Linked DNA regions of Homo sapiens: region 1 is linked to region 2. Evidence: chromatin contacts called from ENCODE Hi-C or POLR2A ChIA-PET data. All regions are on one chromosome and are shown on one strand. The core of a region is the stretch at or near the end of the contact, and the rest is flanking DNA. Distances in the headings are between cores, read along the strand shown. Region 1 has its middle 77 kb from the start of IL6ST-DT. Region 2 overlaps IL6ST (interleukin 6 cytokine family signal transducer).

Region 1 (5,487 bases), core at 718-3,217, 140 kb after region 2:
CTCCTGAGTAGCTGGGTTTACAGGCACCTGCCACGACGCCTGGCTAATGTTTGTATTTTTGGTAGAGATGGGATTTCACCATGTTGGCCAAGCTGGTCTCGAACTCCTGACCTCAGGCAGTCACCTTCTTTCAAAATCTTTTTTTTTTTTTTGGTGTGGTATGCAAAGATTTTTTGCTACAAATCCAGATACCCATGATAAAACTATAACCAGAAAGCCTTTATGAATGGTTTATTAAATCATATCCCTACTCTCTCAGGAAAGGATATATAAAATGTAACAACATATCAAGAATAATAATTAGAAATAAAGGAATAAAATGGAGTCAGGAATGTGACTACAAAAACACACCATAATTACTAGGCATGACCTGGCTGCAGATTTAACTTTGGGCTTACTAACAAACAATTCAAAGTGAGAACTGTGGCTGGTTATACAATTCACATAGTTGATAAGATTAAAAGGCCAGTGGCCCAAAAGAAGTACAATCATTCCTGGAACGAAGACTAGAAAAATTCTTTGGAGAGCCCCTGGGAAAAAGACAGGGTGAAATGTTGAGTAACGTGCTCAACTATATCCTTAGAGGAGATTCAGTGACAAGCTCTTTCTAACAGCATCTCTTGGTCTGGCAAATTCCTGGGACAGGGTGGGTAGAGGTGGTGGTTTCTTTGAAGTATCGGTCTGTGTCCATAACTTTGAAGAACCACAAACATACTGCCAGTTTAGGACATGTCAATGTTTTAGTAAGGAAAAAATATAACAGTCTATTTTCTAGTAGAAAGAGAAAGCCCTCCCTTCAAAGCCCTAATATCACTGATTCCCTGCCAACACACACACACACATACACACACACACACACCTCTAAATGTTCAATCCATAGCTTGGCTGAATGAAGGAAATGTTTTAATGTAATATGGGAGCCACCAATTAAGGAAATGAGGACCTGAGAGTAGGCAATAAATTGAAATTAAAATTATTCATTCTTAAATAATGGTGGAGCCAGATTTTATGTGAGGCCTGAAGCTTATACAATTTTAGGCGCTCTCTTTAAGGAAAAGAACATACAGTTCTGAACATAAAAGATGGTATGAAAATAAATATATGGAAAGAGGAAATAAATCACAACAAATGACTGGAGCCACAGAGATCTACATCCTTTTCTTCTGAGATTAAGTACTTTACCAGAAATGCTTACAGAGAAACAGTTCCTGATTGTAACCTGCTATCCCTTTCCTACCAGCAACTAACCCCCAGCACTAGCGGGGGCCTGTGCAAGTGAGGCCCCCCACCTAAGCTTAAGTTTCATTAATTCACGGCTATGTAGAAAATCGTCTCAATTCCCATACCGAGTCCATCATCATTTCCTAGAAGACTAAGCCTCTTCCTTCTCCTTGATACTGCACACTTTGAACTGCTGTTGATAAGATCCCAAATAAATCAATGCCTTTATTTCTTTGAAAATGACTTCATATCCATCTGGAAGAAATAATAGCTCCCAGTCTCATTCTTTTTAAAGTGATCATGTGTCCCCATTCAGCATGCAGGGCTCTAAATTTGGGTATCCTTGGCTGTCATGTGACAGAATTTCCCTAGAAGTGTTTTGGGACTAAACGGGAGGAATGTGAGATTTGCTCTGTTTTGTAAAGCAAACAGCAGGAAGTTGGGAAAGTCTGATAAATCTGAATGCATTTTCTGTACTATCTTGTCCTCTATTCAACTCAATTTTATTTTTTCTTCTTGGATGAGGAGCCATAATCAGGTTTCCATTGACAACCTGTGAAAATGTTGACTACAGTTTTGTAACTGAGTTGAAAGCAGAAAAGCCAGATGGAAAAACAATCTCCAACCTGAAAAGTAAAAAGCAAAATGTACTTCTAGAAAAATATTGCACGTGACTTGGAGAAAAATTAGAATAGGATCTGCCTATTTTAAAATGAAACCTCAAGCATGTGGTTTAGGCTTAGGGTGTTTCCTCTTTTTTTCTTGTAATTTTACTCTGAGATTGAAGCAGTGTTGGCATATTTGCCACACAATAGGTTTCCTGTAGTAGGAGGAAAGAGTCATAGGTTGAGTTTATATGAAAAAAGGCAAGGCCCGCTGATGATCATTTAACACAGAATGTAAAATGATCAGATTTTTTAAAAGTAAAATATCAGTTGAACGTAGGAAGATTCCCCAATATGCTATGGTGCCTTGTAGTAACTGAGTCCTTGCAGCTGCTTCCTGGCAGTGATTCCCTCCCAGACCTCCAAAAGGTTGTATGTGCTGGGGAACCAGGTAAGTGTGAATACCCAGTAGGGACAGGGCTCTGATCCAGGGCTGGAAGGCAGCGCCTGGGATCCTCAGGGCTGATTTAACAACCTTCTGATCCATGGGTCTCTGGGGAAACATTTTAGAATTGACATCTTTGCTTGGAGACCACAGAGCTGCCGATAAGAACATAGCAAGCTTATCCACAAATGTGTTTTTATAGGAAATTTTGTGTGGGAAAGAAATGGGGAGGAATATACAAGAAGAAAAGAAAGAAGGAAGGGAAAGCAAACTAAGCTCAGGTCCAACGTAGGGAGAAGAAACACTTGTTAATTGTTTTGAGGCATACAACTACAATGAACTCTCAGTAAGTCAGAATAGTCTCAAAGAGATCTGATCTGAATTAAAATGTAAACTAGACAATAATTTTAAAGGTAAATATAAATTTATTATTTTAAAGCATACTCCTTAATACTTAAATAGCTGAGAAAACAAGTAGAAATCCTCCTGGGATTGCTCAAATGCCTTAAGGAAAAAAATTGTAATGAGGACAATTAATTGTTCTTATCTAAATAGGTGCTGCTAAAACTACTTTAAGTATTTGAAAACTTCGTTTCCTTAAGAAGCTAAACATGATTTCAGCATTTGCTTTGCAAATCTTATTTTTCAAAATATTGCTTTGGCAGATTTTGGCTTTCTACTGAAATTATAAATTATTCTGTACTCTTTTAGCAGGGTGAGAAAGAATGTGGTCTTATTCCATGTGGGATAGATTAGTATACTGTAGCCATATATGTACTAGGCTCTGTACTGATGTCTCTCTTTTTTTTTTTTTTTTTTTTTGAGATGGAGTCTCCCTCAGTCTCTCAGGCTGGAGTGCAGTGGCGCCATCTCGGCTCACTGCAACCTCTGCCTCCCTGTTTCAAGCAATTCTTCTGCCTCAGCCTCTCAAGTAGCTGGGATTACAGCGCCCCCACCACCATGCCTGGCTAATTTTTTTGTATTTTTAGTAGAGACAGGGTTTCACCATGTTGGCCAGGCTGGTCTCAAACTCCTGACCTTGAGCGATCCACCCGCCTCAGCCTCCCAAAGTGCTGGGATTACAGGCATGAGCCACCGCGTCCAGCTTGGATTTCTATTTGTGTTTTTTTTTTTGGCATATGTTTTTTGAGATTAAAAATTTTTTTTGAATTGGTAAAACATTTGAAAGAAATTGAAGAAACCCAGTAAAACATTTAAAAGAAATTAAAGGGCATGAAGTGAGATGTACATAAAATAAGTCTCCTTTCCATTCTTGTTCCCTAACCTTTTTCCCCAGAGTCCCCCATGGCTCACCAGTTTCTTATGTGTGCGTTTTAAGATATTGTGCTGAACATTTAAGATATAATATCTCATTTAATCCCATGTGGTAATTGACTACATATTGTCATCTTCATTTAATAGATGAGGTAACTGAAGCACAGAGCATACTTGCCCCAGATCACAAGGAAATAAGAGAACCAGGATCAGAACCCGTGCCAGTGCATCACTGCTTTACATCCTCCGCATTATCTTCACTCCAGATGGCCACAAAGCCTGGTCTCTACTTTCTTGTCCCCACCCCTCTGCTTGTTTAAATTTGACTCATGCTTTAAGGCCTTGTTTAGAATAATGACAGCATTTACTGAGTGCTCACTATGTGCCAGGCACTTACATACACTATCTTATTTAACCTTCATAATAGCCTTAGGAGGTAAGTAAGTATTATTATCTCCATTTAAGAGAAGTGAAGCTGAGACTTAGAAAGCCACATAGCTAGTAAGTGGCAGCGTAACACTGCCATGCTGGTCTGATCTGAGGCCCTAACCTCCCACCTCCCGCCCATTCACTCACAAGGTTCTCCCCAGTTTGCAGTGATTTCACTTCTAGGAATAGCCTTAGCACTTCTTATCACAAACCACGATGGTATTTGCTTGCAAATTTTTCTGTATTGTTCTTTGGCAGTTTAACCTCCTAGATTCTTCTCTTTCAACCTTGCTGTCCACTCCTAGAAAGCAGACTCTATTTGTAATGCTCAATCATAATGCAATTGTACAAATCCTACTGAGACCTTACAAAATAGAACAAGAAAATGGACTAATGAAAATGGAACTCTTTAAACTTCAGTCTGGAATTACATCATTGGCATATTTAGCTTTTGAAAAACCAAATATATGTGCACTAGAATAAGTGAGAGAGGAAAAAGGCAACTTGGTGAGGTGGTACTGTCTGCCATTGCTCTCCAAGGCTCATGCCCCAGGGTATGCACCAGGAGGCTGGCACCTGCCTTTGCTGGATGGGCTCTCCATTCCATGGGTTCAGAGTACCTAAGTACCTGTCTCTGAGTGTGACTCTATTGCTTCAAGATGAATTTCTCTCTCTCTCTCTCTTTCTCTCCCTTCCTTCCTTCCTTTCTTTTTTTTTTTTTTTTTTTTTTGAGACAGAGTTTTGCTCGTTACCCAGGCTGGAGTGCAATGGCACAATCTCGGCTCCACAATCTTGCAACCTCCACCTCCTAGGTTCAAGCGATTCTCCTGCCTCAGCCTCCCGAGTAGCTAGGATTACAGGCGTCCACCACCACACCCGGCTAATTTTGTGTTTTTAGTAGAGACAGGGTTTCTCCATGTTGGTCAGGCTGGTCTCGAACTCCTGACCTCAGGTGATCTGCCTGCCTCGGCCTCCCAAAGTGGTGGGATTACAGGGGGTAAGCCACCGCACCCAGCCTCTCTCTTTCTTTCTTGTCTCACTCTCTTGCCCAGTCTGGAGTGCAAGGTACAATCATGGCTTACTGCAGCCTCAACCTCCTGGGCTCAAGTGATCCTTCCACCTCAGCCTCCTGAGCTGCTGGGACCACAGGGGCATGCCACCATGCCTGGTTATTTTTTATGTTTTGTAGAGATGGAGGTCTTGCTATGTTGCTCAGGCTGGTCTGGAATTCCTGGTTTCATGCGATCTTCCTGACTCAGCCTCCCAAAGTGCCAAGATTACAGGTGTGAGCCACCACGCCCTGCTTCTTTTTAAAAAATACAACATTGGCTGCAAGGTGGCTCATGCCTGTAATTCCAACACTTTGGGAAGCCGAGGTGGGAGGATCACTTGAGCCTAGGAGTGCTAGACCAGCCTGGGCAATATAGTGAGACCCAGTTTCTACAAAAAATTTTTTAAAAAATTAGCTGGGCATGGTAGTGCATGCTGGTTGTCCCAGCTTACTTAGGAGGC
Region 2 (5,409 bases), core at 2,030-4,529:
TCTTACTCTTCTCTCTGCTACGGGAGGCCCTTTGACATCACCAGATTGTGACCTTTCATTTAGCATGGAATCAGTAGAAAATCTGACACCTGCAGAATTATCTGCACGAAGAAAGCCTCCTTGTTTGGAAATGGGGCTGGCTTACATTCACACATGACTCTATTGGAGAAGACAGAAACCTGTTTGATGTTGCCTTAAATGTAGTAAAAATGTTGTGGTTGGACTGGCACAGTGGCTCACAACTGTAATCTCAGCACTTTGGGAGGCCAAGGCAGGAGCATCACTTGAGGCCAGGATGTTGAGGCTAGCCTGGGCAACATAGTGACACTCCATCCCTACAAAACTTTTTTTAAAAAATTAGCCAGGTCTGGTGGCACACGTCTGTCATCCCAGTTGCTTTGGGGGCTGAGGCAGGAGGATTGCTCCAGCCCATGAATTCGAGGTTGCAGTTACCTAAGAGCGCATAACTGCACTCCAGCCTGGGCCACAGCATGAGATTGTGTTTCAAAAACACGGTGGTGATTAGACGTCTCTTTTGAACCTGCCTCAAGGTCAGAGGTGTATGATTAGGTGCCACCTTGGGCATTCCTTTCTGTCCTGGGAGTAGAAAAAGTGTAAGATTACCTCCCCACGAGCACTTGAGCATGGGTTGTAGATAAATCCATCTGTGTCCCTGCTGGGGCTGATGGAGATATGAGGACTGAGGGGTCCTCCTTGCTTGAAGTCACATCTTTGGCAAAGGGCTGGAAAGAGGGCAGGGAATATCTAGATGTTGCTCAGAGGGGTCAACAAAAATTCTTCCGGCCAGTCCTGAAATACAAGTCTCATTGTAACAATAAGAATTATAGTTTAGTCTGACCCAGAGAACTGAGGCAACATTGATTTGAAAACAGTTTGTGCACACTGCTGGCTCTCCTGGTCACCAGCTCATGCCTGCACGACAAAATTCTACAGAAGATGCTTTTCCTCCAGGAAGGCATCCCGATGAGCACAGCTTTTTGCCCGAACATAAAATGTTTTCTGAAAAATCTTTCCCCAAAAAAGAGGGAGTGCTTTAGTAAAGTACTTACAAAGTTTCTCATATCACAGTTTCTCTCTTCTTATTTATTTATTTATTATTTTTCTGAGACAGATTCTCGCCCTGTCACCCAGGCTGGAGTGCAGTGGCATGACCTTGGCTCACTGCAGCCTCCGCCTCCCGGGTTCAAGTGATTCTCCTGCCTCAGGCACCCAAGTAGCTGGGATTACAGGTGCCGCACCACCACGCCAGGCTAATTCTTGTATTTTTAGTAGAGACGGGGTTTCACCATGTTGGCCAGGCTGGTCTCAAATTCCTGACCTCAAGTGATCTGCCCACTTTGGCCTCCGAAAGTGCTGGGATTACAGGCGTGAGCCTCTGTGCTTGGCCTCTCTTCGTTATTTAAACACAAAAGTTCTGTTTGCGAAAGACCCATTCACTAAAATGACCTCATCCAATGTTAATTTTTAATTTTGAGAATCACACGGAGATCACCAGAAGGAACTGGCATAAAAGGAGACAAGGGATTTAGTCATTATTCCTGGGATATGATCTCAATATTAACTAGGTTAGATTTCAGTGTAAAGTTTTTTAAAGACCATTTTAAAAAGCAAAATGGTAACAGGTTACATTACTGGGATGGGGGGAAAGTCTCTTAAGATAAAAGTGGATACTTAAGGCTTGAATACTGTTTTCCACGACAGCATTGTCTGCTGTCTCTCACACAACTAGATGGAAATGTTAGGAACGAGCTCCCAAAACCTGTGCCTATGATTCACAAAGGGGATCTGGTAATGACGAGGAAGGACCTCAGTGTCCAATTGCAAGTGAAGAGTTGCATGGAACTATCTTCATAAAGTACGAGTGAACAAAATCAATTCTATATTTCTGCATTGTTCCACATCATCTTATTTAAAATATGGATCATAGGCAGACATCTGACTATTTAATCAACATCTGTAAAGCTCACACAGTTAAGCTGTCCAAAAACTTTTCTTGGGATCTTCTCGTTGAGGAATTGGGGGATTGTTTTATACTGGGAGCTGCCTGGTGTTTGGCCAGGGGTTGGTCGTAGCCTGGTTTGTAGGGCCTGAGCCTACTTGCACTTTCTGATGTGTTCTTAAGGCGGAGCCTGATCCTGGTTCACTCCGTCTTCCTCACTAGACAGTAACTTCCCAAAGGGCAGGGCCGTCCTTTTATAACCCACAAACCCAGCGTTTTCTCCTGTGCTGTTGGAAAGTTTGCTGGCCCCTCTTCTCTGGACCTCATTTTCCTCGTCCAGGATGAGGAGTTTGGATAAAATGATTTAATAAGGATCCATCTGACTTTAATTTTCTCTAAATTTTTGCTTTTGGATTGAGTATATATTTTGCTTCAAATGAAAGCTCTTGCCAAGGCACGGTGGTTCAGAGATGTAATCACAGCACTTTGGAAGGCCAAGGATGGAAGATAGCTTGAAGCCAGGCATTTGAGACCAGCCTGGCCAACAAAGTGAGCCCGTGTCTACAAAAAAGAAAAAAGAAAAATTAGCCGGGCATGGCAGTGCTGCCTGTAGTCTGAGCTACTTGAGAGGCTGAGGTGGGAGGATTGCTTGAGCCTGGGCAACAGAGCAAGACTCTCTCTCTCTTGGTTGGGGGAAGCTCTTGCCTGTAGCCAGGGTGGGATGGGAATCAGGAAATGATCCCAGGTTTGAGATGCGAAGGAGGCAGATTCCTGACTGCCTATGGCACTGTGCAACTCTGGATTAGAAGAAACCTGAGACACATTTTAAACATTTTTTAAAATTAAAAATAACTTGTTTATTCACCCACTTACCTGTTCATATAAGCAAGCTCTGCCAAACACCGAGCACTATGCTGGGCCAGGAGAGGACTGAGCTGGGGCCCTCTCTCCAGAGGCCCAGCAGTAGGTGCCAGGATATAGAAGGCCCTTAACTCAGGGGGAAGGAGAGAGAAGAATGGAAGATTTCCCTCAAGAGGGTATCTATTTGAGTTGATTTTTGGTGAACCAGTAAGAATTTCCCAGCTTAACAGGGACTGGGGACTGGAGAACATTCTAGGGGAGGAAATCATGTGCATGGGCTAGGTTAGAAGAAACTCAGTATGTTCTGGAAACTATAAAGTGTGCAGCTGGGGGGTTGGAAAGGTCCAGCGAGGCCCCAAAAGGACAGAAAGCAAATGTGGGGAATGAGGTCAGCACAGCGGGGCAGCAGCAGGCAGCCCCTCTGGGAGTGGCAGGAGATGGAGAGGAGTGGCTGGCGGCACCGTGAAGGTGAGGCAGGCTGGAACGGGTGCTCGCGCTAGGCAGCGGGCCCGGGGAAGTCTGTGGACAGAACCACCTGGGGTAGGACCGTGGTCTGAGCACCCAGGAAAAGCCCCTGCCGGAGATCCTCCTGTCACTAGTTGCCATGGGCTAGATTCCACCATTAGAGGAGTCTTTCTTTGGCCAAAAGAATGAGACTCCAGGGGTCGTGTGAGGGTGCATTCTCAGGAAAGTGGGACACATTGACCTCTTTTGCAGGGGTTGCTCTATAGGGTCAGAGCAAATGTATGTGCTAGTAGGGGTGGGGAGCCAGCCTCGGAGTAAACCTTGAGGGCATAAGGAGAAGTACTGCTCTGGGCTCGAGGCTCAGTTAGGACACTTCAAGGTAGGCAATTGCAGGGGGCTGCTTGAGGGCACAAGGTGCCCCATATTCACAAATAAGGGTGGTGGGGAGGGAGATGAGGGGAAGAGAAACTCAGAAGAGTTTGAAGGGCCTGGGAAGCAGGTGTGCATTCTCCTTAAGCTAGCCTGGGCATGACGTCATCAAGAATTTTGCTTAAGTGGTTGGGTACAATTGGTGTACACATCAAAGAATGCGGACTTTGGATCAGGTTGGAGTTGGAACTCCACTGTTTGTCAACCACATGACCCCGGGCAAGTTATTCAACCTCTTGGAGGCTGCATTTGTAAATGGTGCTGGTATTTACCTCATAAGTTTCTAGGATTTCATAACCCACAGTAAACACTTCATAGATGGCATATATTTGCTCACCTTTGGACACCCTGCTCCGGCATGTGGCCCCCAGCAGGTGATCAGAAAGGTCTGCCGGTTCATTTGAAGAGGAGCGGCCCCTCACCCCCAGCAGCAATGTCTAGTCTCGATTCTGACCGTGGCAGTTAAAAGTTTCTTGGAGGTCCTTTCCTAGGCACTGATGCTGGCTGGGTAGCCCTGGTGTTCGTATGTCTAGATTGAACAACTGGCAAAATCCACACTGACTTTGACCTGAAGAGTGGCTGACTTTTCATTCTCAGAACGCTTATGCAGAATTATGGTTTCTATTGTCAGAATCTCAGTGCCTTTTTATTTAAATATTCCCCTTCATGCCATTCCTTTAAAAGCATTATCCCTCTCATAAAGCTTATAGAGCCTATTTCCAAGAATTTTCTATAAATTCATTTAAAAGCTATCATTAGTCAACAGGCTGCTTCTGACTACAGGCAAGACTGCAGGGAAAACCTTTTCCTACGGGGAAGGGACCCAGATGTATACTTAATAGTTGTGTCTTGGACCTGTTACTAAGTGAAGATTGTTCTAGGAAAGTAGGCCTGGACTGAGGTATTAGATTTCTAATCAACAGGCTGGTCTCATTCAGAGTTTGAACCAGCACTCTGGGGGAGAAACCACTTGTGGCCGTTGAATTACTCTGGCTAGCCTGTCTCAGAAAGACCATCCACAGCCAGGGCTAATGAGACAGTTGAAGAAAGAGAAATACTTTACCTGAGGGTTTTGGTTTTTTTTTGGCTTTTATTTTTGTGTGTGTGGATTACCACCATATAGCTCACCATGTTATCCCAGAAAGACTACAATTTCATACAGAATGCACAGATGTTTAAATAAAAAGCCATTTAAGTGAGGGGATAATTCTCACTAAAAAAAGCTCAAAAATAAGAAATGACAATTCTAGATACACTTTTTTGACATGTAAAATGACATAACCATAGTCACAGGGAATAAAGAATCAGGTTTGAATGTCCACAGGTTTCTAAAACTAAGCTCTGGCTTCGTATCTGTTGAAAATCTTTAGCGGTTGGGGAAAATAGCTATATTTAAAAACAAATATTGAATTTTGAGTTGAAAGGTACATTTTCCTCCCTTGATGGAGACAGAACTTTTCTATGGAGAACCCAAGCAGCCTTTCCATGATCTTACTAAGTTGTCCAAGAGCCAACCCCGATCAGCAGCAACAGGACTCAAGCTGTTCACCCTGCTTTCGAGTTGGCTGAGCTTCCTGCTGCTTTCACACATTCTTCTTTTTCTACCTCAGTTCCTCTTTGCTTGTAGTCTTTCACTCCATTAACTTGCCCAAGCACTGGACTTAAGTATGGAAGAGCCTATACGCAGTTGTAAT

The links. Hi-C counts contacts between places; a loop is a spot of excess contacts on that map. ChIA-PET counts read pairs that join two places held with the same protein, here RNA polymerase II (POLR2A). Pooled maps may share reads with other maps.
Region 1: a loop to region 2 is called in a map of OCI-LY7, with 11 times the contacts of the local background. The contact joins two enhancer-like sites. A Hi-C loop is called at or near these places in 5 of 168 maps with a recorded cell type or tissue (Caco-2, HCT116, K562 and 1 more), 4 of 37 single-sample maps with no recorded cell type and 11 of 50 pooled maps. POLR2A ChIA-PET finds 5 or more read pairs at or near these places in 2 of 52 experiments (GM12878 and activated CD4-positive, alpha-beta T cell).

What each region holds. Positions count from the first base shown.
Region 1 is chr5:56,069,389-56,074,875 of GRCh38, forward strand. No RefSeq gene overlaps it. Among named protein-coding and RNA genes, the nearest start is that of IL6ST-DT, 77 kb to the left of the region's middle. RefSeq lists an enhancer at 4,580-5,081. Within about 2 kb of position 1,968, at least 3 of the 41 ENCODE cell types and tissues checked have a DNase peak (open chromatin) inside an H3K27ac peak, as active enhancers do.
Region 2 is chr5:55,930,310-55,935,718 of GRCh38, forward strand. It overlaps IL6ST (interleukin 6 cytokine family signal transducer), which reads right to left. Exons shown (of 17, transcript NM_002184.4): 17 at 4,786-5,409. Among named protein-coding and RNA genes, the nearest start is that of IL6ST, 62 kb to the right of the region's middle. Within about 2 kb of position 3,280, at least 4 of the 41 ENCODE cell types and tissues checked have a DNase peak (open chromatin) inside an H3K27ac peak, as active enhancers do.